Linked DNA regions of Mus musculus: all the other regions are linked to region 1. The links are chromatin loops, found by intact Hi-C in ENCODE. Cell type or tissue: heart. All regions are shown on one strand. Each heading gives the region's core, and the rest is flanking DNA. Links, peaks and the distances in the headings are about the cores only.

Evidence for each region. Peaks named below come from ENCODE experiments on the same cell type or tissue, not always from the same donor. Only the 100,000 strongest peaks of a DNase experiment are listed, where the experiment ranks them.
Region 2: a loop joins it to region 1, with 2.4 times the contacts of the local background. A loop is called at or near these places in 7 of 42 quality-filtered maps.
Region 3: it touches region 1 in a loop (3.0-fold over the local background); 9 of 42 quality-filtered maps call a loop at or near these places.
Region 4: a loop joins it to region 1, with 2.3 times the contacts of the local background. A loop is called at or near these places in 4 of 42 quality-filtered maps.
Region 5: a loop joins it to region 1, with 5 times the contacts of the local background. A loop is called at or near these places in 10 of 42 quality-filtered maps.

Annotation. Positions count from the first base shown.
Region 1 is chr11:120,486,621-120,492,218 of GRCm38, reverse strand. It overlaps Mrpl12 (mitochondrial ribosomal protein L12), which reads right to left. Exons shown (of 5, transcript NM_027204.3): 4 at 3,985-4,122; 5 at 3,465-3,901. The coding sequence ends at 3,785. It overlaps Slc25a10 (solute carrier family 25 (mitochondrial carrier, dicarboxylate transporter), member 10), which reads right to left and starts at 382. Exons shown (of 11, transcript NM_013770.2): 1 at 143-382. The coding sequence starts at 232. In heart, for the core only: a CTCF peak has its summit at 2,766 (motif pointing left); DNase peaks (open chromatin) are centred at 1,348, 2,668 and 3,830; H3K4me3 peaks cover 1,549 bases; H3K27ac peaks cover 577 bases.
Region 2 is chr11:120,710,578-120,716,175 of GRCm38, reverse strand. Cenpx (centromere protein X) reads left to right here and starts at 2,409. Exons shown (of 5, transcript NM_016665.2): 1 at 2,409-2,483; 2 at 4,281-4,332; 3 at 4,420-4,473; 4 at 4,698-4,786; 5 at 4,870-5,235. The coding sequence starts at 2,457. The coding sequence ends at 4,884. It overlaps Lrrc45 (leucine rich repeat containing 45), which reads right to left and starts at 2,223. Exons shown (of 18, transcript NM_153545.2): 1 at 2,123-2,223; 2 at 1,648-1,903; 3 at 1,197-1,258; 4 at 956-1,026; 5 at 577-755; 6 at 242-370. The coding sequence starts at 1,867. In heart, for the core only: a CTCF peak has its summit at 3,248; DNase peaks (open chromatin) are centred at 2,365, 3,195 and 3,805; H3K4me3 peaks cover 2,879 bases; H3K27ac peaks cover 2,515 bases.
Region 3 is chr11:120,773,150-120,778,747 of GRCm38, reverse strand. No RefSeq gene overlaps it. Among named protein-coding and RNA genes, the nearest start is that of Rfng, 8.3 kb to the left of the region's middle. In heart, for the core only: no CTCF peak of the experiment used is centred there; a DNase peak (open chromatin) is centred at 2,497; H3K4me3 peaks cover 228 bases; H3K27me3 peaks cover 1,178 bases.
Region 4 is chr11:120,547,372-120,552,969 of GRCm38, reverse strand. It overlaps Mcrip1 (MAPK regulated corepressor interacting protein 1), which reads left to right and starts at 3,243. Exons shown (of 5, transcript NM_001033231.4): 1 at 3,243-3,313. Ppp1r27 (protein phosphatase 1, regulatory subunit 27) reads left to right here and starts at 1,838. Exons shown (of 3, transcript NM_026814.3): 1 at 1,838-2,106; 2 at 2,208-2,358; 3 at 2,641-2,995. The coding sequence starts at 1,917. The coding sequence ends at 2,764. In heart, for the core only: no CTCF peak of the experiment used is centred there; DNase peaks (open chromatin) are centred at 2,379 and 3,209; H3K4me3 peaks cover 2,941 bases; H3K27ac peaks cover 2,713 bases.
Region 5 is chr11:120,610,117-120,615,714 of GRCm38, reverse strand. Pcyt2 (phosphate cytidylyltransferase 2, ethanolamine) reads left to right here. Exons shown (of 14, transcript NM_024229.3): 3 at 263-424; 4 at 1,318-1,384; 5 at 1,990-2,074; 6 at 2,292-2,336; 7 at 2,632-2,685; 8 at 3,114-3,252; 9 at 3,632-3,714; 10 at 4,010-4,087; 11 at 4,302-4,367; 12 at 4,537-4,602; 13 at 4,751-4,839; 14 at 4,944-5,598. The coding sequence ends at 5,046. Among named protein-coding and RNA genes, the nearest start is that of Npb, 4.4 kb to the right of the region's middle. In heart, for the core only: a CTCF peak has its summit at 2,812 (motif pointing right); DNase peaks (open chromatin) are centred at 1,524 and 2,794.

The sequences.
Region 1 (5,598 bases), core at 961-4,960:
GCGTGGGCGTCACCGGCGGTAATTACCGGGTGCGCAGTCAAGCGGCGGCCGCAGCAGGCGCCTTGTAGGCGCCAGGCCCCGGATGGTCCCCGGCGCCTAGGGCTCACCCGCCCGCTCGGCCTTGAAGCTCAGGCTCACTCACCTTGAGCAGGTCCAGCGGGTGCGTGCAGCAAGCGGCTCCGCAGGAAGCCAGCCCCCCAAAGTACCAGCGAGATGCGCGTGCCTCGGCCATGGCCAGAGCAGCAGCGACCTGGCCCGACCCCGGTGAGCACAACTCCGGTCCCAGCTGCTCAACGCCCGGTTCAAAGTGCTACCGAGCGCCCGCGCCCGGTACAGCCAATGCGCCCGCGCAGCCCCGGGGGCGGGGCCTATGGACTCCGCCCGCCACCGGACTCCAGCCTTGGGAGACTCCGCCTCTGGTCTTAAAGAGGCCGCAACGAGGAGCAATGAGAGGCGATCCACTGGAGCCAACTGTGAAACTGAGCTAACCCATGACCACCCCCACTCTCCAGATCATGGCTTTGGTCTCAGTTCCGAAGGCGCTCTGCCATTCTCAACTCATCAGGAGGTTGGTTTCCTACCAGCACCCTCTAGCCCTAGTCTGAACTTATGCCCTGGTGCTAACTTCGTGTGTTACCCAGGAGAAGGACACGTGTTGCAGCAGTGGACCTCTGTCCCCTATCCCCCTCGAGAGCCCAGCCCCCGCCCAGATGTAGGGGGGGATGGAAACCGTCTTGAGGCCAGCTTGCAAATTAAATAGAAATCAGGGACAAAAGGCTCTTAGTAAAGGGTAGCAGTGCTCCTCCCCCATGCCTACACCCAGCGAGTCCCTGCCAAGTGCAACTCAGCCCAAGCCTTGCTGTGGACACAGCCCTAGGCAGCCACCATGGAGAGGGTTCTGGGCTGTGAATTCTTCATGGTTACTGGCTCAGGCTCCTAGGAGGCAGCTCCAATCTGCCTGGTCTCAGAAGCCCATCTCTACCTACTGAACACGGGCAAAGAAATCCACATGTGCTCCCAGTTTGAGGGTGCACCTGCTAGCCAAGGTGATTTCTGAATCCCAAGGCTGCTTTAAGTCTGGCATTGTGAATGAAAAAGACACGTGTCCTGCAGAAAACTAACGTACACCTGGCCAACTGCTCCAGGCACCGCTCCCGCTGAACATTCAATAGGAGTATCCTATCCAGTCCTGCCAACCAGTGCCCAACTTTGTAGCAGCGAGGGAAGTAGAGAGCATGATGTCGTCTAGAACTCTAGGTGGCCTCCCATGCCAAGATACTTATTGTCATAGTACCAAGGTTGCACAATGCAAGATCTGGCATCTTGCTTGGGGGTGTGCCATCTTGGCATTTCCCCCATGCCCAAGAGCACCCTACACTGGAAGCCTATAACAAGGGGGTGAGGGGCACTTCCCACACTGGATCCATTCCTTTCCTACAGCAGGTACAGACAACATGCAACCTCACGTCTAGGAAGGTCTCTAGGTGGCAGCATCTGATATCTTAGCTGGGCTACTGTGGGGTAGGGAACCGAACAGCTGGCTGCTTGGTTGGTGAGACCAGGAGCACCACTTGGTCTTGCCCATATAGACTAGCCCTACCCAGAAACCATCAAGTACTAGACATACACTGCCAGGCACAGCAGAGGTCATATGCTAAAGGAAGCATGGTTGGTGTTCAGCAAGAGGATACTGCTTTTGTATATAAAACACTGGAGGGACCTTCAAAGTTACATCTAAGAACCATGAGCTACAGAGCCAATGGTTAGGGTATAGAAGTAGGCCTGACTGTCACACAGCAAGGAAACAAAGCTATGCCCAGTTCTGTCTTGTCTCATTTGGTCCAAATCTAATAGGAAGTCTAACCATGTTAACAGAATGGAGGTGACCAGGCTACAGATGTAGACTTATGTAGTCTATCCTTCTCTGAGAGAGCTGGAAACCATTACTGGCCAGAAGACCTCACGTCCATGAAAGACAGCTTACAAGGTAGAGCAAGAACAAGTCCCAACTGGAAAACGTAGGCTAGGAGCTAAGGATTTGTTTTACCTTTAAGACAGGATTTAACATGCATGCAGCTCTCAGATTGGGGTCAAACTGCAGTATACTAGGGCCCACATGTAATGTGTTAACAGGTCAGGAAGGCTGGGGTGGCCAGATTCACCAAGCAAGGGGCCTGAGTTAGCCAGGGAGGTACCTTATTGGCCTAGGTAAGGCCCAAATGTTTTTCTTGCTTTGAAGTGCTTGGGAAGGTGCTCAGAGCTTAAACACACCAGGCAAGCGTTTTACTACCAGTCAGCACAACCATTTTCTAGGGTCTGTAGCTTCTGCCTTCAGATCTCTAAGAGCACAGAATCACTGGAGTGAGGTTAATAGCCAAAGAGGTCAGGGTACATCTGACCTCTAGCTCAGAAAACACAGGCCTGGTATCCATTCCCCCAGCACTGATTGGGCTGGCCTGGGCTGAGATAGTACTCAGAAGTGAACTTTTCGGGCCACAGGACTGGTCTAAGCTGGGATTCTTGAGCTCAGTCACCTGCCCCAGGATCTGGCAAGTGCTACCAGGCCTCCTGGTGTCAACCTTTGTGCAGACAGCCATGATGTGCTGCTAGACAACCATTAACCAGAACAGTGTGGCCATCAGCAACCCCAAGGCAGAGTCCAGTCGTTCAGTCAGGGAGCTGCAGTTTCCTGGCTATGTAGGGTGGAGTGGACTGGTTTATAGCTGGGTGGGGCTGCCAATCACAAGGCAACACTGCCCTCTTCTGGTCTCTTACAGGAACTGCAAATATTCAGTACCAGTGCCAGAGGATACCTTCTGTTCACATACTACTGAGCATTTCAAATGAAGAAACTGTTGCTCTCCTAGGCTCAGCTCAGAGTTCTAGGAACAAAAGAACATACCCCACATGCTACCTTGGGTGGGACCCAATCCAGGCTTGGTCTGGGTCTTCCAAGACCTGCATGCACAAGCCCCTTCTTCCACGCTGCCCTATCCCAAATCCATCAGAACTCCCATCTTCTAAGTTTAAGTGCCCTTATCTCCCAATGGGCAACAATCTTGCCTTGGGTATTAAGAGTTAACAGCTCTGCCCCGCCCCTTCACCTGAGTCTATTCTGGATCCAAGACTGTTGGGCCAGGGTTACACTTTGCTACTTTGAAATCTCCAAGTATATGTTGGGCAGTGTTGATACACAGCAGGTAGAAGCAGGTGGATTTGAGTTCAAAGGCAGCCTGGTCTACAAACAAGTTCCAGGACAGCCAGGGCTACATCTTAAAGGAACACTACCTCTCCAAGTATCTATATGGAAATTCCTCATCCAAACATCAAGACACAACCCCTCCCTTAAACCCAGCTCCATTCTGTGCTGTGTCTGGGTGGACACATCAAGGATAGGCCCCTCCCACAAACAATGAGACGTGATATATGGCTGCAGGCCCCAAGCAAGGTTCAGGACACACACATGCCTCCAGGTGGTCCTTTATACTCCCAGCCCTGGGCACACACACCACTCATTGAACACCCCAGCCTGAATAGTATATTTTCTCAGTAGCCACCAGAGGGTGTGTTCACTTGGTAAGCTCCCAAGGCAATCTCTTGTGAGTTCTGCAAAGGTTGTCACTGCCCCACCCCATCACAGTAGGTCCATCCTGTCCCTCTCAGGAGACTTCGGACACTCGCGTCACTAGCTGTTGCTCCCACCACAGCAGCTGGGAGTGAATCGGGGTGAGCAGGCTTTGCCCGGATCCCAGAACTCTAGTCCGTAAGTCCTCATAACCATGCCTCACTCCAGAACCACGGTGCCACCCACTGCCTCCAAGGCTGCTTTGATCTTCTCGGCCTCAGCTTTGGCGACGTTGGCTTTGATTTCCTGGGGCAGGGACTCTACCAGCTTCTTGGCCTGAAAGAGACAACAGTCAGAAGTGTGGGGCATTAAAGCTGTCCCACCGAGGAGAGGAGAAGGCACTGAGGAGCGGGCCGCACCTGGACGAGGTTGATGCCCTGGACGTAGTTCTTGATCTCCTTGATCAGCTTTACTTTGTCCACAGGCTTTGCCTCTGTCAGGCGGACGGTGAAGTGTGTCCGCTCTTTCTGTTTGGGGACGTCTTCCTCCTCGGCCGCCTTAGGGTGTGGAAACAAAGATGAGGTGAGTAGGGAAGGATGGGGTGTGGCTGCCCCACCAGGACCTGCAGGTAAGATCCAAACATAACCTGAGCTCTACCTGCACAAAGCCACACCAGGCAGATCTTTCACAGGACCTCTCCCCGGAACAAGACATACTCTGTGCCTCCCTTTGCCATCCTCTACGGCGGTGTCCCTGTGTGCTTTTGGAATTTGTGAGACAGAGTCTACTCTGTGTAGCCCTGGATATCCTGGAACTTGTCCTGTAGACCAGGCTGGCCTCAACTCAGATCTGCCTGCTTCTGCCTCCAGAGTGCTGGGATTAAAGGTGTGCATCGCTACTGCCCGGCTCATTTTACATCTCTTAAAGATTGTAATTGATGGGGCTGGGTAGATGTTTGTCTTGCAAGTTTGAGGATCTGAAGTGGATCCCTGGAGCCCATGAAAAAGAAATGAGGCACAGTAGCTTGTGCCTGTGACCCAGCACTGACAAGGAACACAACAGGACCCAAGGGCCCACTGGCTACCCAGCCTAGCCTTATCAACAAGTTCCAGGCCGAGGGAAAGAACGTGTCTAAAAATGAGGTAAGTGGTGCTTGAACACGGAGGCTTCCTTGTGAACGCACGCACACGCACGCACGCACGCATATATAGGTAACCAGCAATTGGAACCTACAAGGCAGGGAGAATAACAAATGCTTTGCAGATAATAAATGGTTACAGAAACATCAGGACTACCTCAATCCTCAGCCACGACAACGACAGAACCATTTTTGAGGGGGTGGAATGGGAGGGGAGGGTTGAGACAGGGTTTCTTTACGTGACAGGCCTAGGTGACCTGGGACTCACTTTATGGACCAGGTTGGGTCAAACAGTTTCACCTGCCTCCTGAGTGCTGGGGTTTGAAGGCATACACTACAGGCCCGGCTAGAGTGACAACTATTTCAAGCCTTATTCTTGTGGTCCCAGCTTTGAGCCCCACCATCTGGGACACAACTGGATTGGGCCTGCATCCTGATACAGTTATGACCTTTTTCAAAGGCACTCCAGCTTAGGCAATGAGACCTAGCCTTGCTTTAAAAGTGAAGTCTGGGCTGGAGAAATGGCTCAGAAGCTAAGAGTACACTCTGTTGTTCATAGGAGCCTGAGTTCAGTTCCCAGCACCCATGTCAGGCTGGTAACAACAGCCTTCACCTCCAGCTTAAGGGACCCCACACTCTCTTCTGACCTCGCTAGCTACCCACATACATGTGGCACACACACAAACTAAGCAGCACTTATCTGACATAGGGTTTCACTGCGTTGCCCTGGAAGGCTGAGAATTCAGAGATCTGCCTGCATTTACTTCCCAAGTGCTGAGATTAAAAGTGTATGCTACCTTGCCTGGCCCTCCCTTCAGATTTCTTCCCCCTGGTTTTTCAAGTCAGGGTTTCTTGGTACAGCCTTGGCTGTCCTGGAACTCACTCTATAGACCAG
Region 2 (5,598 bases), core at 929-4,928, 220 kb before region 1:
TGTTACCTGTGAAGTCTGCACTCCTGGCTGCATGTGTGCTAAGGTATCAGTGAACATATGTAAGCACCAAGAAAGCTGCCTACCTTCAGCTGCTTCCCCTTGACCTAGGCTAGCAACTTGTATCCTGAGCCACCATGCCTTAAGCCCTGAACCATACCCTTCTGTGATTGATGGGCTCCTGTTAAAGGGCTTCATGCCTTGCTCCGACTTGTAAGAAGCTAGCAGCCCTGGGTGCCCATACCCACGGCTCTCAGGATGTCACCAGGGATGTTGTTCCCAGCCAGGTCCAGCTTCCACAGGGTTCTGTTGCTGGGGAGACAGTTCACCAGAGCCCGGCCCCCCAGGAGGCCAATGTTATTCCAGCGCAGGTCTGGAAGGAAACCTGCTGTCATTCAGTTGTATGGAAGGCTGGCCCAGCAGAGGATACTTTCTCTGGTGCTTCACTGCCCGTGGTGGCTGCCAGTATAGCCAGGAGCCCAGGCTAACCTCTCCATCACCAGAGGGACAGGGTGCAACTTAATACAGCCCAATGGACCTAGGTCTCACGGGCGTACAGCAGAATTCAGGAGACCTCACCCAGCTGTTGGAGGGTGGTGTTGCCCTTCAGGGCCAGGGCCAGTTCCTCTGCTCCCTTGTGACTGATCTGGTTGTTTCGGAGGTCCAGCTGCCGCAGGGCACTATTGGCTGCCAGACCCCCACAGAAGGTGGCAAAGGCATCTTCCCACGTGCCAAGGTTGTTCCACTCCAGCGTGAGGCTACAGGAAGGGTGGACACGTGTTTTTGGCTCAGCAGAACACTCCTCCCATGGAGCCCAGGGCATGTGGAAGGCCAGGATTAACCAGGTTATTCACTACTCATGGGGGCAGAACCTTGGTAGGTAGTGGGAAGTGAGCTGGTTACAGGACCCTAGGCCACACAGGGAGGAAAACGTGAGGTGCAGGCGAGGCCTACCTACCTCTGAATAGACTTGTTCTGTCGAAGGAGCTTTCCCAGAGCCTCAGCTCCTGTAGCTCGGAGGTTGTTGCCCTACAAAAGGAACACCCTGGCCAGTCAGTTCTTGTTACCCTGGCTCTGGATACCACATTTGAACCACAGAGACTCCAGGTGGTGGGAGAGGCTAGGAGATAGCTCTAGGCAACGTTGTGGTGGCCAGATCCTAGTTTTCCTGACTTTAGCAGCATCCCAAGCCCGCTCACCTTTAGATCCAGATGCTGCACACTGGTGTTGGCACACAGCCCTTGGAACAGCAGTGTGGACCCTGTGTAAAGATAGTTGGAAGAGAGGGCTGTCACTGGAGCTGGCGCTGCTACTCAGTGACATCAGAGCTGCTACTCAGACAGTGGTACCACTGTTCTGGCTTGCCGTAAGGCCACGTCAGAAACAGTTTTTGAGCTTGCCAGACCTTATCTTTCTCAAGCCGGCATGGGGAACCGTGAAAGCTGGGAACATTAAGGCTTCTCTATTACAGTGACACTGACCTCTGTTCCCAGGTTTTGGAAAAGGTGCAGGAAGAGAGGAGAGAGCAGAGAGGCCTGGACACGCAAAGACTTTCCTGCTCACAGACACCCGCTCTGAGGCTAGCCCCGAGGAAAAGTGTTTGATTGAACCCAACTCTGACGTTTCAGGTGCGGAGGCCACTGGCTTCACCTTCTTCACTCAGCATGCAGTCGCTGAGGACAAGCTCCTTCAACAGCGTCTCCTTATGCAGCAGCTTGCCGAGGGCCCTGCAGGTCTCCACCGTCAGGCTCTGAGTAGTCAGGTCCAGTCCGCCCTTCGGAAGCTGGTGCAGTTGCTGCAGAACAGCCTCCTGGGGCTCAGCCCCACTCTCCTCGCAGAGGCGGTTGTAGGAGCGCCGGAACTCCTCCATGTCCCCGAATGCTGACGGAGCCTCGCAAGCATGCCCCTGGAGACAGGATACACATTAGCTTGCTAGGCCGAAGGCTGGGAGCCCCTTTCCCTAGGGCGTGTACGCGGAGATGAGCTGAGCTGGCCCTATATAAGGGGAGGCCTAGAAATGTGGAATAGAAAGGAGGTTGGAATGGCTCGAGGAAGGGGTTTGGAGATAGAGTTGGAGCGCAGCAGAACACTGGCCTAGAAGAGCAAGTATACGCGTTGCACATACCCTAGTCTGGCCCTGTGGCCCCCAGCCCGCCCTCGCGACGTAGCCTCGGGTCGCTGGTGTGGCAGGACGCGGTTCCTCGCGCCTCAGTATCCAGGAAGAGTGTGGTGCGCCGGGAAGGATAGGAACTACATCTCCCAGGAGGCATTGCGGAAGGCATGGCTATTGGTAGACCAATGAAAGTGAAAGGCGGGCTTGAGCTGGAACTCAAGTCCCGGCTTGGGGAACGCTTGGATGATTGGCTGCTGGGATTGGAGGCGGGACCTCAGGGTCGCGTTCCACGTTCATTGGTTGGGATGTGGGAGGGTTCCGGAGAGTGCACATCGAGACTGTGGCCATGGAGGGAAACAGTGGCTTCCGGAAGGTGAGGCCTCTGGAATAGTGGCAGGCACACTCGGGCGTTGCGGATCCCCGCGAGACAGTCGTGCATGCTCGAAGTCAGCCTTATCGATGTGTTACCGTGTCTTTGGTGGGGGCCTGGCAGCAGGGTGGGAGCAGCCCGCGCGCTCTGCGGCTGGACTGAGCGGGTCTGTAGATTAACAAGCTGGACGACCAGTGGCACATCCAGGCTGGCTACAAGGGGTCTTCTCGGGAGGGACCACAGGGCCTTTTTCCAACTCGGCCGATGGGAGTGCGCGAGGCACACTGATGCGAGCCTCCACTGCTCGGGCCGAGGCCATCTCTCAGTGACAGGTTTGGGAGGACTCGCCCACGTGCGGGAAACTTAAGCAGAGGCGCTCCATTCTACGATGAGTGGTGCCACCTGAGGGGTCGGCTCTTGGCATCAGGCCAGCGCGCGCCCTGTGCAGAGTTCAGCCTGGCCTCCGCACTCCGTTCAGTACTTGAGTAGAGTTTTGGGGGCTTTGACCGTGACCGGAGTTGTGATAGTTCACTGAACTATGGGGAGTGGGCTGTCTCAGGAAAGAGTGACAGGAAGGGAGGGGCTTACATTTCAGGCTGTGGCCTTCTGGCCAGGAACAGGAGTTTGAGGTGCCACGGGTTTACCCTAATCCTACCCTCCAGCAGTCACATCCACACTTCCATGAAACAGCCTGCGTAGCTGTAGTCCAGCCCTGGCTCTGACATGGGCTTCTGCCCAGGTGCTGTCTGTCAGTCTGCTGTTGGGGTTCGTGGGACTGGGGCCCTCTGGTAGCGAGCGGGGACGGGGGGGGGGGGACCAGCAGGTGGCGCTGCTCTCACGTAGTCGTTCATGGACCCTCCTGGCCCAACTAACAAGTTCACCTGTGCCTGTGTCCATTTCCACCCGTGCCCCTCTGCAGCGAGTGGGTATCAAGGCTTCTCTGTGGCTGACGCTCGTGAATCCAAACTCACCTTTCTTTGTAGGCCATCCACTTCGAGGGTCGTGGGTGCCTGTCGCTGCCTACCTTTTGCCTTTCCCTGGTCGTTCCCCATTCTGTTCTGGACTAGGCAAACTTGAGTGGTCTCGGCTTCACACACTGCACAGATGCTCGGGGGCTCCTCATGGCTCACCTTTGGTGCTCTCACGGGATTCCTAGGCCTCTGGATTCTCCCTCTCATCTCCACCTCACAAACTACCACCAACCTTTCAGTTCTCAAGCCATTCCAGATGCCTGGCCAATCTGCCGCCACCACCTGGTACTCATCATTACAGCTAGGTTTCTCCAGACCTAGTCTACAAGGGTCTTCCCCAAACTAGTGCTGTCTCTCCACTCACAACTAGAACCAACTTCCGACTTCTTGCCAAAGAAAGCTCAAGGGTTCTTGGTTATACGTCCACCCAGCCCTCCAGCCACAGCCCGGCTTAACATGCTGGGTGTCCTGTGTGTGTGTGGCAGTAGATCCAAGCCAGGACTGCCAAAGGGGCCAGCATTCCTCAAGGCTGCCCGCCACCGCCCCCTCCCCAATCTGCTGGCACATTAGCTCCCTGCAGTAAAGGTGCAGCACTGCCCCTCAGCTCCCAGAATTGGAGGTGACATCACTGGGGACCCCCACTACATCCTCCCCTCCAAGCATAGCTGGCTTCATCCTCTCAACATAGGAAATGGCCCCAGGATAGCAGTTTCCAGCTGGGAAGTCACAACCATGCTCCATTCAGAACTGATACTTGGGAGGGGGCGGAGGGGGGTGACAATGACAGACAGCCTTGTGAGGAATGGCACTGACTCTGCCCTCCTTCTAGGAACTGGTGAGCAGACTACTCCATTTGCACTTCAGGGATTGCAAGACCAAAGGTTTGGGGCACCAGTGGGGTGGGGAATATGTGGGGCACAGGGAGGGAGGCTGTCCTATGACACCACCACCCTCCCCCTTCCCTCCAGTCAGCGGGGATGCACTGCAGCTCATGGCGGAGTTCCTGAGGATCTTCGTACTAGGTGAGCCAAGGGTTCCCACAACACCAGAAAGATGACAATTTCTTGTTTGGTTTGTCAGTAAACTAAGGTTTTTCTCAGCTACAATCAAGCCTAAGTCCTGTCCCTGAAACACTCAAGAGCCACCTAGGCCCCCTCTGAGGGCTGACAATGGGTGCAGGGGACCTAACAAGGGCAGGGTTAGAGCTGCCCCGCTTTCCCCAGCTCACTTCATGACATTCCACCAGAGGCTGCTGTCCGTGGGGTCTGGCAGGCCCAGGCAGAAGACCTGGATGTTGTGGAAGTGGATCAGCTGGAGAAAGTGCTCCCTCAGCTGGTATGTGGGATGCAGGTGGGGCAGTCTGCAGCTCTCCAGAATGGTGCCTGTGTGGTCACTTTGAGCCCGTTTCTCCTCCATAGCTCCTGGACTTCTAGAGTTCCCTCCTGTGGCCTGCAAGGTCTAGTGAATCCACACCAGCATCAACTCCTGAGCTCTCCAGCTTCAGGAGGATGGGAAGATCCCAGCAGCTGTTACCTCCAAGAGTCCTTGCAAGACAGGTGCAGGGAAAGGTGAACCAGCCTGCCTCCAGACACAGCCCTCCTCCCGCCCCCAGCAGCCTTGCATTATAAATAAACCAGCTGCTGGCAGTGCCTCCTTCTTGCCACCCTACATCAAAGCTGCTGTGTAGCCTTTTAACCACCTGACCCCCACCCCCAGGATGCCTCCCTGAGCTGTAAATTTGTTCTTACAAAGCAACATCAATAAATCAACACCATCTCTCTGAGGCCTGCTTTCTCTTTGCCATTAATCACCCAAAGTCTAGTTGCTTCAAAGCCTGAGCCCCGTGCTCCCTTCCATCCATCTCAGTGGGACGAATGCAGAGCTCTCAGAAAGGACAGGATAACAAACAGCATGTGTGCACATGCTGCAGTAAAACTGGAGCCTTCACACATGTGGCAGGATCTGCCACAGGCCACAGCAACTGCCACTTGTAGGCAATGGAGTCCAAGAATGTTTCGGTGAACCGGTAAGGGCCTGCTGGTAGAGGCGGGGACCGGGCTACACAACGTGAGAAGACCTGCTGCCTGCGCCAGTCTGCAGAAAGGTTCTCCTTTAATCCTGCCCAGCCTGATCGCAGGCTGCCTATA
Region 3 (5,598 bases), core at 666-4,665, 290 kb before region 1:
TGAGTTCGAGGCCAGCCTGGTCTACAGAGTGAGTTCCAGGACAGCCAGGGCTACACAGAGAAACCCTGTCTCGAAAAAACCAAAAGAAGGAGAAGAAGAAGAAAGCAAACTGCTGCAGAACTCCTATAGTAACATTAAGATACTGTGAGGAATGCTGTCATCTGTATCAGCCAGTTCACTTGCTTGTGACCTCAATGTGGAGAGGCAGCAAGTCTCAACTCCATTCAGTACTGGAATTTGGAGACCTCCCCTTTACCCCTAGCAATCAGGTTTCCTCCTTTGCCTGCACTGTATTCACTCATGGGCTCCACCAGCAAACAGTCTTTCCAAGGATGAAAGTCTGTCCACACCACCTTCAGCGGTGATAGAACTGCTCAGAACAGACAAGGTCTTGACTGCCAGAGTTGAAGCAGCTTGCTGTGGGACAGAGAACATGTGGTTGTGTCCCCCGTACCTCCACCTGCCAAGGCTGGTCCTGTAACCTAAGCATCAGGTAGCCAGGAAGCTGGCTTCGCATCTATGATAAATATCACGTATCTATGAAGACTCCATTCTCGCTGGTGTCTCTGGTTCATGAGAAGCAAGACTAGACGTAAAAGTTCTCTTTAATAAATGATCTGTTGTAGTCAATCAATTTGGGTGAGCTGGGCATGGTGGCACAGGCACACACTTTTAATCTGAGGCAGAGACAGATGGATCACTGAGTTCAAGGCCAACCTGGTCAGGCCAACAGGTTCCAGGGCTGTCACACAGCGAAACTATCAAAAAACAAACAAACAAACAAACAAACAAAAAAACCAATCTGGTTGTGGTGATGCACACCTATAATCTCAGCACTCATTGTGTGGAAGTAGGAGAACTCAAAGCTTCATAGTGGGTTTAAAACCATCCTGGTACAGGAGCCCCTATTTCTGGACAACCAGTGTCCCAATTGAATACCCTTCTCCTGAATGTAGCTTTACTTGACATATATTCCTGCCCACAGTTTCTGACTTGTTGGTAGTGGTGTATGTGTGTTTGTGAGAGAGATCCCGTGTGTGTGTGTGTGTGTGTGTGTGTGTGTGTGTTCATGTGTGGCATGCATGTGTGTTCATAAGTGTGTGTGTGTGTGTATGTGTTCATGTGTGTGTGGATTCATCTGTGTTCACCTGCACATGTACATGAAGTTGATATTGGCTGTCATCTTCAGTTGATCTGCGCATTATTTTTGAGATGGGGTCTCTTAAGCGGACCTGAAGCATGGTGGTACACATTTTACACATCTCAGCCAGACTGGATGCTAGGGAACGACTACCCCCTCCCTCCTCCCACCATCTTTCCCCTGGAGCCTGGGGAGCCGATCAATGCTGCCTCCTCACTCAGCTCCCCCCCCACACACACACACTTGCAAGGGATCCCAAAGGAAGCCATTTTTGCACAACAAGGACACTCCCCATTACACCATCTCCCCATCCCCACTTGTGGGTTCCTAAGGGCAGATGGTGAGAGAATCGGATTCCTTTTCATGCTAATTCCTAAGCAGTGACAGTGCCCTGAGTCTCACTGGCTTGTGTAGATCCCAGATGCTCTCAAAGCTTAGCTTTGCACGCCCCTCTTCCCCCCCTCCCCCCGCAAAAAAAACCTACTTGGGAAGTGCCTTTGGAAAATCTACATCTACACAGCTGGCTCCTCTTTGACAGTTGTGTGTATGACTTCCAAGGTTTCTTGAATAGTTTGTTTTCATCCAAAGAGCAAGCTACCCAGGGTTACCCAGAGCTCTACACCAAATCTCCACAGTGCTCAGGGAAGGTGCACCAATGGGCTGAACTGATTCTGAGAAAACTTAAAACAACAATAAACAAACAAACAGAGGAAAAGGTCGATTTCCTTTGTAGAAGCCAAACTCTGTGCTTGGGCTGTCCAGAGTGTGCGGCTATCCCATGCCCTTTCACTCAGTCAGTAATATTTGTATAGGTTCTCTGGAGATTTCATACCATACACCGCTATTACATTCATTTCCCAGTCCTTCCCTGTTTTGCCCCCGGCCCTTGTTACTCCCCCACTCCCCCAAAAAAGTCCAATTTGTGTTATCTGTATATTCACTTGGTCAAGTTGAAGGCTCTGCACGACATCTTTGTGTCTTTGTGTCTCTCCTGGGTGACTAGCCATGCACTCTTGTCTAGTTTTTGGCTATGGTTACACATTTTCTAATAGTTTTCTACTCTGATCCAGGCATTCCTGCTGTTCAGATATTCTGGGAAGAGACTTGAGTCTCAGACTTGAACCCCTGGTGGTCTGCTAGCTACAATGGAGCATAGTAGAAGAAAGGCCAAAGGGGAGTATACATCTCAAGAGCAGGAGTAGAGTCTGGAGAAAGGCAGCAATTTACACAGCAGGAAGTGGTCGGTAGCTAGGAGATTGGCTGCTGCTATTGCCCCAACTCAGCTCAGGTTCAGCTCCCGTCATGGCAGGCATATAGACAGCAGGGGGCGTTGCAGCACCGAGCGAGAGCCTCTGGCACATGGCATGCGTACAGAAGGTAGGGGGCGCTGCAGTGCAGAGCGAAAGCCTCTGGCTCTGACCAGTAAGAATGGCTGCAGTCTCCAGTCCTTCCAGTTCTGGGGATGGGTCGGCCTCTGGAAACTCCTCGAAGCATTTTACTGTCTCCTTTGTAGAGTAAACAAAAGTAGAATCCATGGACAGGAGCCTGCCGAGTTATGTGTGTGTGTGTTTCCTAGCAACGATGATAGTAACTCAATGTTCTATTTAGTGGACACAACTGACTTATGCACACTCTCACAGTTAGTACCCCCATATTCTACGGAGTGCATTGACATCACAAGGAAAGATTTAAGCACCAGGTGCTCGGAACACAGTTTTTGTGGGACCTACAGTGTGAGCTCATCCAACAGAGAACCCGAGAGAAAGGGGATGGCTGGGCAGTGGTGGCCCATGCCTGTAATCCCCACACTTGGGAGGCAGAGGCAGGTGGGTTTCTGAGTTCGAGGCCAGCCTGGCCTACAGAGTGAGTTCCAGGACAGCCAGGGCTACACAGAAAAACCGTGTCTCGAAAAACCAAAAAGAACGAGCCAGAGAGAGAGAGAGAGAGAGAGAGAGAGAGAGCCCTACCCCAGCCCCACCCCCTTGGTCCCAGTGTGGTGTTTAGAAATGCAACATCTGTGAGAGATTAAGGAATTCTGGCTCAGGTTCACACCAGGATCTCAGGGTCAGGGCCCAAGGTTGGTCAAAGGCTGAGGTTGGGTTCAAACCTGCTGGGGAAAAGCCATAACTGGCTAGTCACAGTGAGGTCAAGGCACGATGGTTTTTGTTTGTTTGTTTGTTTGTTTGTTTGTTTTTTCAAGACAGGGTTTCTCTGTATAGCCCTGGCTGTCCTGGAACTCACTCTGTAGACCAGGCTGGCCTCGAACTCAGAAATCCGCCTGCCTCTGCCTCCCAAGTGCTGGGATTAAAGACATGCGCCACCACTGCCTGGCGCATGATGGTTGTTAAGGACACTGTTGTTAAGGACACAGATATGACAGACACAGAAGTGGTAGTGGGAGCTAGGGAATCCTCAGTGTCACTTAAAGGGTTAGTCAAGGGCTGGTGCAATGGCTCAGTGAATAAATAGGTGCTTGTCACCAAGCTACAATACCCTGAGTTCAGTCCCTGGGACCTGCATATTGAATGAAAAGAACTAACTCTCAGAAGTTGCCCTTCCGACTCCACAGGACAGACAGACAAAATAAAAACTTAATACAAACATTTTTAAAAGATATGTGCCAGGCGATTGTGACATACACCTTTAATCCCAGCACACCCTCCCAGGGAAGAAAAGGCAGGAAGATCTCTCTGAGTTCGAGGCTAGGAAAGTGGTGGGAACCCACTGCTGATTTGTCTGGGGTCTGTTCACTTGTGTGGCTGTCATCCCAAAGGCGTGATTTCTCCTGGCCAGGGTCAGAAAGGTTTGTTACTAGGGTTTTCAGGCAAAGGTTGGCCGTGGAAATCCCAACAGGCCAAGTTTGTGTATCTCCAGTGCACTACAGAGCCAGTTCTAGGACAGCCAGGGCTACACAGAGAAACCCTGTCTTGGGGTTGGGGGGGAGATAAAACATAAAGTAGAAATAGCTCTTAAACATATCAAATGATATGTAGTGTATGTGGGGGAGGGGCACACATGCACAGAGGGGTGTGTGTGTGTGTGTGTGTGTGTGTGAGTTGCTTAAATCTTCCTTCTCTCCTTTACCTCATTTCTTGGCTCTGTAGTGCACTGAAGATATAAAGACTTGGCCTGTTGGGATTTTCACAGGCCTTTGCCTAAAAACCCTAGTAACAAACTTTTATGACTCTGGCCAGGAAATTATGCCTTGGAGGTGACAGCCACACAAGTGAACAGACCCCAGCCAAATCAGCAGTGGGTTCCCACCACTTACCTGCCAGCCAGCACTCATAGGCCCTGGAGAAAAGCTTTTGTTGTTGTTGTTGTTTTTGAGACAAGGCTTCTTTGTGTAACAGTCCTGGCTGTCCTGGAATTCACCTGGTAGACCAGACTGGCCTCAAACTCACAGAGATCCACCTGCCTCTGCCTCCCAAGTGCTGTGATTAAGGACGAGGGACACGTCCAAGAGACCACGCCCCGTGAGATTTAGTTTTGTTTTTTTGGTGTGGGTAAGTTTGCTCTGTACATCATAGAATGCAGTGACTGCAGAGGCTAGAAGGCATCAGATCCCCTGGGACTGGAGTTACAGATGGTTGTAGCATCTGTAGCACGCGGGTACTAGAAATTTAACTTAAGTCTTCTGCAAAGAGCAGTCAGTGCTTTTAACCACTGAGTCATCTCTCCAGCCCCTGGCAGAGAAAGTTGAAATTTTGTAGGGACCATGACCTGTTTTTAATTTCTTTGTTGTATGGGCTTTTCAAACTATTTTAGGTTTAGGTCATTTGTTTTTAGACAGGAAATTTGGAATCCAAAAAGTAAGAAAGCTCAAGGTACCTTAAGGGGCTAGGTGTTGTGCGATCTCTGTGTTAATCTAAGAGCCCTGGGAATTACTGGATGTGCTATCATGGTGCCCCCAAGGGAGAGTCCCAGCTGACTGGTCCTCTATGAACCTCTGACTCAGTAGACAGTCATGGGAGTGAGTTAAGTGTGCTGTATGGTGTGTCAAGGACCCAGCCTCAGCCCATGGAAGCAGCAAGACCTTGTCTGAGAGACTGCAAAGCCTTCTTCTGGCCTGATTGGGAATGTTGACAGTGTTTACAAAGTGTTCATTGTAGCTGTCTGCACCTTGTGTGACCACCTTAACATGGCTCTCCTACAGAGATTAGCTAAACTGCCTCCTTGTTCAGCTGGATACAATAACCAGCCTCTCTTGTTGGAGTCTATGTAACAAGCGCACTGAGCTGCTGCTGAGCTGTGGCTTCTTCACCAGGCTCCTGACCCAGCTTTTCTGTTTGCACACATTTGTCATTTCTTCATTTTCTTACTGCCCCTAGGCAGCATTCAAGGATCCAAGCTGTGCAAGGACACAGCAATAGACAAAGGATAATTTACCTAAGCGTGGACTCTGAATTGTCATTACCATTTCCATGTACATGTGCATAGCTGTCTGTTAGTCCATA
Region 4 (5,598 bases), core at 1,116-5,115, 61 kb before region 1:
TGTGTGACATGTTGGCTTGACGATGGCTGGAAAGCAGCCAGGTGATGTAAGGCCCACTGCTAACCACACTGCTGTCCCAGCTCGCCAGCCTGCCAAGTCTCTGTCCAGGCACAGGCCTCTCACGATCACCTAGCAATCTCATCAGTATAGTGAGTGGGTTGTCTCCAGTCTCACAAATTTATGTCCTAGCTCTCAATACTTTTTTTGCAGTTGTTTTGAGATAGGTTGTGTGTGTGTGTGTGTGTGTGTGTGTGTGTGTGTGTGTGTGTGTGTGTAACAGCCCTGCCTGTCCTGGAACTCTGTTAGATCAGGCTGGTCTCAAACTGAGATCTGCCTGCCTCTGCTTTCTGAGTGCTGGGATTAAATAAAGGTGTGCAACACTGTGCCTGGCTGCTCTTGATACTTTTCAATGTGACTGTTTGGGTAATAGGATAAGGTCATATTGTAGTGCACTGTGCCCTAAATCTTTGTAAGAACATTTATGCCTTTGTAAGGAGCTATCTGAGCCAGATGTGACAGCACAGGCCTGTAATTCTAGCACAATTTTGAGGAGCCTGAGGGAGAATTCTGAGTTCAGGACTGGCCAACCTGGAAAACAACTACCTTCCCTGGGGGTGGGGGGAAATAAAAAAAGTAATGGGGTAACTGACTGTGGTAGTGCACCCTCGTAAACTCGCAGGTGGTAACTGAGGGCAGGATGCTCAGGAGTTTGCCTGAGTTACAAAGAAAAGTGTATGTGTGGGGGCATAGGATTTGGACACAGGCGTAGACAGCAGCGTTAGATATGAATGGAGGGATTGTGTGATACTTTTAGAAGCCAAAGAACACCAAGGACTGAGGCTGGTAAACTCTGGTAAGCTTGGTGCAAAGGCTCCCTCAGAACCTCAGAAGGAGCCCTTCCTGGTATGAGGCTGCCAGCCACTGCAACCATGAGGGTTTAAGTTCTGGCTTAACCCAATCTGCAGAGTCCACCATTAGCATTCAGGGATGCAGGGGAAGCTGTTGAGTTGGGAGCTATCTGTAGCTCCACAGCCAAGCTTCTGGGCTCCTCTGGCCCAACTCTGTTCTTGCATTCTGTCTACCTGGTAGTCTCATACCCCCAAGCCAAGCATCGCCTGACACCACAGTTGAACCTGTTGTAAAAGCAAGACAGCTGGCAAAGAAGCTGCAGGAAGCTTTGTATGGGGTCCTTCCCTTTCTTCACCCATAATGGAAACCATCCCCTGACTCTTAGGATCAGACTGGATATCTTCAACATGAGTCCATAGGCTGTCCAGAAAACAGAGGCAGTATGTGTGTGTGCTGGGTGAGTCCCATAGGACTAGTAGTGTTGATCTGTCTGTAGAGTTGAGATGTCAGTATGATGCACCCTAAAGGCAGTTTTGGGAATCTACTCTTGGAGAGGTGAGAGTGACACATTGGGAAATGGACAGGGCTGTGACCTCCTAAATGACAATGGATTGGTGCTCTTCAGATGGGGAGGGAGCTCAGCTCCCAGTAGGTAGACAGGTGATCCATCATCCTTTAAGCTTAGACCCTCTTGATGCCCTTGAGCTCACATCCACAGCTTTCTTCATGGACTCTCTCCTAGTCCTTCTGTCCTCTATAAGGCACCTTCTAGGTCCAGCTGCGGAGAGGGAGTAGTAGCCAGGAAGGATCTGACCCCTTTGGCCGGACATAGTGACAGGTGTGCTGAAAGATGAGCCACTAAACATGATCCTGTGCTCAGGGAGCGCGGAGCAGCTCAGTTTCAGCCCCTCGCGTCTGCAAGCATGACTGCGTGGCTTTATATAGCCTCGCAAGCCCTTTATAAGCTGGAATCGAGGTTCTGTCGAGCAGGAGAGCTTACACAGATCTGGTCTGGTAGGGACACTTTCTCACTCATACCCACAGAGATAGCCCACCTCAATCCCAGGATGCCCAGCCGAACGGTCCGCTATGCTCGCTACAGCCCCCGACAGCGGAGGCGGCGGATGTTGGCCGATCGGAGCGTGCGCTTCCCTAACGATGTTCTCTTCTTGGACCACATTCGACAAGGCGACCTGGAGCAGGTGGGACGCTTTATCCGGGCTCGGAAAGTCTCCCTAGACACTATCCATCCCTCAGGTGAGTAGATAACTGAGAGTCTGGCCTTCTGTCCATAAGGAGGCAGGGGAGATCCTCTTCTGAGGGTTACAGCTTTGACCCTGTGTTCCCACCCTGCCCAGGACTGGCTGCTCTGCATGAAGCTGTGCTCTCTGGAAACCTAGAGTGTGTGAAGTTGCTAGTCAAATACGGGGCTGACATTCACCAGCGGGATGAGACAGGCTGGACACCACTGCACATCGCTTGCAGTGATGGGTACCCTGACATAGCCAGGTGAGACTATGGAATGTGGTTCAGAGGTTTCATCCTAATCTCTCCAGGTGGACCCCCCCAAAATATGGCTCTGAGGATGTAGGCATCAACTCAGGGATTCTGGCAGTTTCTACCCGATTGCAACATTAGAGCAAGCCGGAAAATCTGGCCACAGCTTCCAAGGGGTCAGGTTTCTTCCTCCTCACTCTGCCTGGAAAAAACAAACAGGTGACCCCAATATTCTAGCCTTTTGGCCCCGGAGTGGGCTGAGTAGGCTTTAACCACCTGCCCTTCACACCTCAGGTATCTCATCTCTTTGGGGGCAGACAGAGATGCAGCCAATGATGATGGCGATCTGCCCTCCGACCTTATTGACCCGGACTTCAAAGACTTGGTGGAACTCTTCAAAGGAACCAGCATGGACTGAGCCAGGAGAGCCCTTTGGGGCTTGCGCCTCCTTGGAGAAGTGGCAAGCACCTTGCCCCAAGGACTAGAGTGCCCACTGGATGTGCAGTGAGGCAGCCAGGCTGGTTAGGACTTGTGGGGAACGACCCTCTTGCCCCTATACCCATTTCTCTGGCCTGGCTTTTTCTCCAGGTTTGTTTGTTTTTTAATGGTGATACTTTTTACTTTTTCAATAAACATAATTCCCAAGCTGTGATGATGACTTGATTAGCGCAGTCCAGTACAAAACCATCGCCAGGTACGCGGGGGCTCGCTGGCAGCGCAGGGCCGGGGAAATGCGTGTCCGGGGCCGGTGCGCCGATGTTCTTGTTCAGAGATGCCCGGCAACCCCTCCCTTCCCCCGACACCCACCCGTGTTTCCGGGACGACCTCGCGCGCCTCCGACCTCGCCGCACTCCGTTCGCCAGCGATCACGTGGCCCGCGCCGTTTGCGCCTGCGCGCCGCGTCACTTCCGGCCGGCCCACTGGAAGCGGCGGCGGCGGCGGCAGCGGCGGCGGCGAGGAGGGCGAGGTGAGGAAGGCGCGGCGCGGAGGCACGGCGGGGCGGGGCGCTGCAGGCTCCGTGGGACCTTGGCCGCCCCGCCCCGCCCCGCCCTGGTGTCGCTGGGTCGCCTGGCCTGAGCGGGGAGAGACAAGGCCGGTGTCTCCACGGAGTGCGGACGTGGCGGCCGCCCCCCCACCTCCCCGGGAACCGACGCCCGCGGTCCCGGGGCAGCCTCTGAGGGCGCTCCCTGCTTTTGAGCTGCGCAGGCCAGCCTCCCCAAACCGCGCCGGTGTCCTTGCCGGCTACCTGCCCTGCCCACATCCCAGTTGTCCTGATGCAGTGGCTCTGCGCAAGCCCGGGGCCTGTCTGTGGGCAAGCTGGACATGCTGGTGGCCGGAAGTATCGTACCCTGTTGACAAAAGCAGCCCAGATCCTGGGGTGGTCGTCCGAGATAAAATGGTCTTCCCTCTGGACGCCATGTTTCAAACACAGGGCAGGCTCAAGCAAAGGCCCCCAGTGAGTTGAGATCAGCTGGTGGATTTCTGGGGAGTGTCCAGGACGTTTAGACAGCGATGTGACAGGAGTGCAACGAGAGCCAGGTCCTTCAGGAGAAGGAGTCTGGGTTTGGGTCCATTTAGGGAATATCTAATAGTTTGCTAGTCCCGGGAAAGAATAGGATACACGTTCTAGGTCTGATGACCTGCCACTGTCATCTGGAAGCAGGCCCGAGCTGTCACAGCACTGTGGCTCCTGCTTGGCTGGTCAGTCGCTATAAGCCTCACAATTTGAAGCAGGGAGTGGTGGCACACACCTGTCATGCCAACTCTTTGTGTGGTGGAATCAGAAGGATCAGAAATGTAAGACTAGCCAGGGCTACATGAGACCTTTTTTCTAAAAGGGGTGGGAAGAGGAAAGAAGGAAACAACAACATTTGGATAGTAGACGTTTCAGAAGAACAGAGTGACCAGCCATTGCACCATTGATTGTAGTGAGGGACCACTCGCATTGTCACTGTGGTGGGTAGCAAAGTGTGACCATTTAGCATCATGTGCCTGGCATATTGGATGTATTTAGAAGAGTTGATGTGGTCCTGGATCTGTCCCCCTACCCTGCCTTCCAAAGCCCTGGGTCCTATAGAAGTGGAGAGTTCTATAGAGAATAAACCCATTCCGGATCTCTCCCAGTAGAGGGGCTGTGAGCAGACCCACACGGGTGTCACTGGGAAGCAGCATTTCAGAGAGTTTAGGAACCTGATGTAGGATGCAGACAGGAGCTGAGGCAAACTCAGAGATAATGAGCACCCAGCACCCTAGCCAGTTTCTGCAGCCTTGAAGGCCCTGGAGTGTGTCGGGGCTGGGAGTCATTCAGATCAGCTCTCAGGTGACAGCTGTGACATCCTCTGCAATAGGACTGTGAGATGCCTTCTTCCTGGCCTGCTGTGATAGGACCATGAACAGTGTATAAAGTTCCCAGCACAGGGATTCCCTCTGTCCTCCCTTGCCAAGGCTCTGCTGTGGCCTTTGTGATTCTTGGTCCTTGGACATTTCTGGGTCTCCACCTCGTTTTAAGTATTAACTGATTCCACATTTACCATATACTCAGTGGTTAGTTGTTAGTTTTAACTGGGATAATGTATAAAATGTAGAATGGCTTTGTCATGTCCATTATCATGTTGACTGAAGAGCTGGAGGTCCTTTGTTTGAGGTATGGGCTTCATACAGCCATGCTTCAATCTTCATTGAAGCAGGAGGACCTGGCAACTCTCTGGTGGTAGCCACTTCATATTCATATTCAAACTCTTGTCTGGAGGACACAGAGGAGATGGAGGACCTCTGGCCTGGGGGGAAGTGGGCACCTGGACAGGTTAAAAAAAAATCTGTTAGATTTCAAAGGGCAGCTGTAGAGAGAGTGAGGTGGAAGAAAACCTTGGTCTGCCCCTAGGCAGGACCATGTTTACTCGTCATCCCTGTGTGCAGAGGGCCAAAATGCCTGCAGAGGGAGATGGGATGTGGCTCTGTGTAGAGGCAGAAATGACTTCATAGTCTGCAAAGGAAGCTGGGAAGTGTAGTCTTTGAACAGGAAACTGTCAAGTTTACTGCTGACTATTATGGGGGCCTGAGGATACTAGCTGGTGACACACAAGAAACACGAAACAAGAGCTCTATGACAGTGCACAGCTCAACTGGTTTCCACTGGAAGTGGTGGAAATGTGTCAAGAAACTGTGTGTGTCTGCTGTGTAGCCAGTGGAAGCAGGGATGGGCAGGGCCACAGCTAGCCCATGGATATGTCACTGAGGGTCATCAGATCTAAG
Region 5 (5,598 bases), core at 1,023-5,022, 120 kb before region 1:
AACATAGCCTGGTACCAGCTATAGAGAGCTGTGGCAACACAGGACAGCTGTATTGTCTGCCCCTACCCCGGTTCTTGAAACAGAAGAGACTGAACCCTCTTCTTAGTTATCCAGCAGATGCCCCCGAGCACACGCCCTGGCCAGAGGACAATGCTGTTGGCACGGGGTCCTGCCTTGTGGGCATACCATTTGCACACTGCAGCCTTGCGACCCAGACTCCTGGACATCACTTACCTTGTCTTGTCCTTTTCTCTGTCCCTAGAGGAGATTGCCAAGCATAAGGGGCCCCCGGTGTTTACCCAGGAGGAGAGGTACAAGATGGTACAGGCCATCAAGTGGGTGGATGAGGTGGTGCCCGCTGCTCCCTACGTCACCACCCTGGAGACACTGGACAAGCACAACTGTGACTTCTGTGTTCACGGCAGTGAGTGGGCAGGGTCTGAGGTGGGGGCTGGGCAGTCAGCCCTGCTGACCTAGTCACAGAGACAGTGGGCTTTTCATCTTGGCTCATCCTATGCACATGCAAGGAAGCTCTGGGACCATCCCCAGAGCAGTGGCAAAGGGAAAGGGGCCCCTGGGGGCTCTCAGTTAAAAATCCCTGTTTATGCAGGAGAGATGGCTCAGCAGTTAAGAGCACTGATGTTCTTCCAGAGGTCCTGAGTTCAATTCCTAGCAACCACATGGTGGCTCACAACCATCTGTAATGGGGCTCCGATGCCTTCTTCTGGTATATCTGAAGACAGCAATGGTGTACCCACATACATGAAATAAATGAATTAAAAAAATCTAAAAAAAAAAAAAAAATTTGCCGGGCGTGGTAGCGCATGGCACTCAGGAGGCAGAGGCAGGCGGATTTCTGAGTTCAAGGACAGCCTGGTCTACAAAGTGAGTTCCAGGACAGCCAGGGCTACACAGAGAAACCCTGTCTCAAAAAACCAAAAAAAAAAAGAAGAAAAAAAAAACCCCAAAAAACAAACCCTGTTTATGAGCCTAGTGTGATGACACATAACTATCATCTTAGCATTAGTACTGAGGAGGCTGAAACGGGACATTAAGTGTTCTGGATTAGCTGGGCGGTGGTGGTGCACGCCTTTAGTTCTGGCACTTGGGAGACAGAGGCAGGTGGATTTCTGAGTTCAAGGCCAGCCTGGTCTATAAATAAAGTAAGTTCCAGAACAGCCAAGGTTAATCAGAGAAGCCTTGTTCCAAAAAGAGTTCCAGGTCACCCTGGGATACATAGCAAGACATGCCCTGCCCCCCTCTCAAAATAACAACAAAACAGGAACAAATCCTTTTCTGTGTGCGTGTCACCTCTAGATGACATCACGCTGACAGTAGACGGCCGAGACACCTATGAGGAAGTGAAGCAGGCTGGGAGGTACAGGTAGGTCCAGGGAGTGGGGCTCAAGAGGAGACCCCCTGCCTAGCTCTCCTTGTTGCTGTGTTGACATACATACCCTGCAAGGCATTTGGGTCCTCGGTCAGGTGTGGAAAGTGCAGGACAGCATGCTTTGTGTGACCAACCCCAGGGCCTCTGCGGTGCTACCAGGCATAGCTCTGCCAGATGGCAGCATTCTCGATCATCACCGTTTGTAGGACATCCTTAGACTCGTAGACTCGGTAGTCTCAGGTGCCCCTGGAGAGCTGCCTTTTTATTTTAATTAACTGTAATTTAAAGAGCCAGCTGTGGCCAGTGGTTCCTATAGGGACAGAGCAGCCAGGAATGCATATCAGGGTTGCCTGAGTGTAATAGAGGCCAGAGGGAACAACGTTGGAATGGGGGCCAGAACTGGTATGTCCTCAATGTGACCTGCCTACTCCCTGGAGTTACGTTGTACAGCTGAGTGAGCCCATTGCTCCTGCCCCAGTCTGGCTTTCTGTTGTGGGTGGGTGGTCCTGGGTTAGGGTTGTGTCCCTCAGGTGGCTTCTGCCTATAGCAGAGCCTCAGGATTGTCCTGGATGAAAACCTCCACCTTACCTCTGTCCCAGAGAGTGCAAACGCACCCAGGGTGTGTCCACCACAGACCTCGTGGGTCGCATGCTGCTGGTGACCAAGGCCCATCACAGCAGCCAGGTGAGTCCAAACGGATGGGGTCTGGGATACGGTCCCTGGGCTAAGGACACGGGGGAGGGTGGGTGCAGGGGGGGGGGTGCACCACCTAGCCACCCTCAGGTTTATCCTGTTTCTCTCCCTGACCAACCCCTTAGTGGGCTCCGGGGCCATGGCGTGCTGGGCCCAGGGTTGGCAGTCAGGAGGGCAAGGTCCCTTAGTTTCTTGCCCTTGTGTGCAGGAGATGTCCTCTGAGTACCGGGAATATGCTGACAGTTTTGGAAAGGTGAGTACAGCCTGGCTCGCTGAGGCCACTCTGGAAATCCAGTTGACATTCCCACCCACCCGTTAGGCGTCCCATGGGGAAAGGTTGGCCCAAAGCTTCAGTGTCTGCCCTCCTCCCTCTCTTTCCCAGTGCTGACCAGGTACTGACCATCAGGCTTGGCCAGCTAGTGGATGCTGGGAGGGAGGACAGGCAAGAGGTGGCCAGTCCCAGCAGCCACTTCTTGGAGGAGGAGCAAGGACTGCCCACCTTACAGGTGGCATCTAACCAAATGGCCTGGCCCTCTCTCCCTTTGTAGCCCCCTCACCCGACACCTGCCGGGGACACACTTTCCTCAGAAGTCTCCTCCCAGGTGACCAGATGGTGGCCTCAGGGTGCCGGGTCCCCCAGAGGGCTGTGTCTGCTGGCCACTGGGCTCTGCGCCTGCTCCTGGTGGTGTTGCCAGGCAGAGCTGGTGTTGACTGCATTATCTTCTGTGGCCACCGGGTGGAGCCACAGTCCTGCTAGCTACAGTGGTCCTGCGTGGCCTTACCATGGTGTGTCCCTGCCCCTGCCCCAAGTGCCTGCCTGGACACAGCCCCCAGCTGTGCTGCTGGGTTATTGACAGGCTGGGGTTTGGGGGAGTCCAGCCTGTAATGCTCTGTGCAACTCCCATCACCCACACCTACGACAGGGGCACAGGGAGCCCTGGGCCCAGAAGAATGACCAAGGGGAGGGTACTGGGTGAGGGGCACACATAGAGGCCTCTACCACTGACTGGTTCCTTCTCTTGACTAACAGTGCCCTGGGGGGCAGAGCCCCTGGACAGGGGTGTCCCAGTTTCTACAGACATCCCAGAAGATCATCCAGTTTGCTTCTGGGAAGGAGCCCCAGCCCGGGGAGACGGTCATCTATGTGGCTGGTGCCTTTGACCTGTTCCGTATCCTCTGCTGCCCGAAGTCATGCCTCAGAGTGGGACCCATAGCCTCCAAGGCTCCAGGGTTGAGCTGGGTTGTGGTGGGTGCGGCCTTCACCAGGGAGAATGGCACGGGGTCCCTTGGGTGCCCATTGCTGTTACCTGGCCTGCTTTCCTCCTCTCCATCCATGGGGTTGGGGATGGAGCACAGGGCTCTGCGTATCCGAGGCCAGTGACCTCTTGCTGAACTACAACCCCAAGTCTTGCTCTCTTGAGACAGAATTTTCCTGTGTAGTCCAGGCTGACCTAGAACTTGCAATACTCCTGCCTCCGCCACGCAAGTGCTGGGTTTACAAGAACACCATGATACACAGCTAGTTACTGCTTCTTAATCTGGATATAGACATCGGGCACGTGGACTTCCTACAGGAGGTGCACAAGCTAGCCAAGAGGCCCTACGTCATCGCCGGCCTACACTTTGACCAGGTCTCTGCCCTCCTCCTTGCTTGCTTCTCAGCACCCCGTCAGCTGATGGGCCATGGGGTCCCTCAAGGGGCCTTGCTGGGGTCAGTGTTGGGCACAGGTGGCCTCTGAAGGACTGAGGAGGCTCCAGGTGCCTGCGAAGGCAAGCTTGGCTCTCTTCTGGAGTCCAGGACAGCCCTGCCTAGGGTGTTCCTATGAGAGGGGGCACTTTTCCCAGCTTCTGCCCACGACGGCCAGCTGGGAGGGAAGGCACCATTCATTTGAGGTCCCCCAGCTGAGCCAAACTCACTGGCCCTAGGAAGTAAACCGGTACAAGGGCAAGAACTACCCCATCATGAACCTGCACGAGCGGACTCTCAGTGTGCTGGCCTGCCGGGTAAGTGAACTGGGAGTCAGGGCCGGGCGGCTGGGCCCTACTGGGTGCAGTTTCTTTCCCCTGCTGAAGGAGTCTGAGGGTCCCCTTTGCCCACTGGCCCTGGCCGTGTCGCCCTGCCCTGCTGGCTCCCCTGGCCTCCTCTGCCACGCTCTAGCCCTCTAGCTCGCCAGGGATGAGGACTGAGTGAGGTGCTTCACTGGCTGTGTTTCCGCAGTATGTTTCAGAAGTGGTGATTGGGGCACCATACTCCGTGACAGCGGAGCTCCTGAATCACTTCAAGGTGAGGCTTCGCTCAAAGTTCTCCTGAGCAGAACATGATGCTAATCTTCCTAGAGGCTCTTGCCTGCTTCAGCCTGGGCCAGTTTTTTGGGGTTTGGGCTAGCCCTAAGTGGTTGTCAGTGGTGGCATAGCAACTCTGAGGAAGTCTCCTGACCTTGCTCCCTTTCCAGGTGGACCTGGTGTGTCACGGGAAGACAGAGATTGTACCCGACAGGGATGGGTCTGACCCCTACCAGGTGGGTTGCCCGGCGTGGGCTGCCTCGGGGAAGTAGGTGCAACCATCCTTCCTGGTATTGGTCTCCCATGGGTGGAGGGACAGCTGGGGGTGTCTCTGTGGTCAGGAGACCTCTCATCTCCCACTTCTCTTCCCATTGAGGCCTCCAGGAGCCCAAGAGAAGAGGCATCTTCTATCAGATTGACAGTGGCAGTGACCTCACTACAGACCTGATTGTGCAGAGGATCATCAAGAACAGGTGTGTCTCCTCCCCTCCCCTCTGCCACCCTCCCCCCTACTGGGTTGGCAGTGGGCAAACCCCCAGTATTGGAGAGAACCAACCTACAACCCGTCTGGCCCCAGGCTGGAGTATGAAGCACGGAATCAGAAGAAAGAAGCCAAGGAATTAGCCTTTCTGGAGGCCACGAAGCAGCAGGAGGCGCCGCCTGGAGGGGAGATTGACTAGCTTCAGACCCGGAGATGTTGTTCACGCCCTTGCCCTGTGCCCACCTCTTCTCTTCCTGCCCGGCTCTGCTTCTGTGTCTTGATGTCAGCTCACACAATTCCAAAGGAAACTGGCCTTGCTGAGGGTGCTGCCTGCCTGCGAGGCACCTGCCTTGCAGCAGGCTCTCAGCCCTTCCCTCTGAGCTGCTCAGAGAGGGTAGCTAGCCCAATGATGTGGCCCGTGGACAGGATAAGCAGATGCACCTGTGACTGACTGGAGGCGTGTTGCTGTGTATCCCGGGCATCCATGGGTTCCAACTGCCACTGCCCCAGTCTTGGCCAGAGATACCCCTCCTGCCTGACTGGAAGCTGCACATCTGCCCACTGAGCTTTGGTGAAAGGTCCAGAGGCTTTGGGGACCTCTGTTCCTGGGCCACCCTGCCCGTGGGCACCCTCTACCTTGGGGCACGTTCTAGCACCCCATTCCTGACTCCTGGAAGATGCACTTGCCCCGACAGCTGGGCAGCACGGCTGTCCTCTGCAGAGACTGCCTGGTCCTCATTGTACTTTGGTG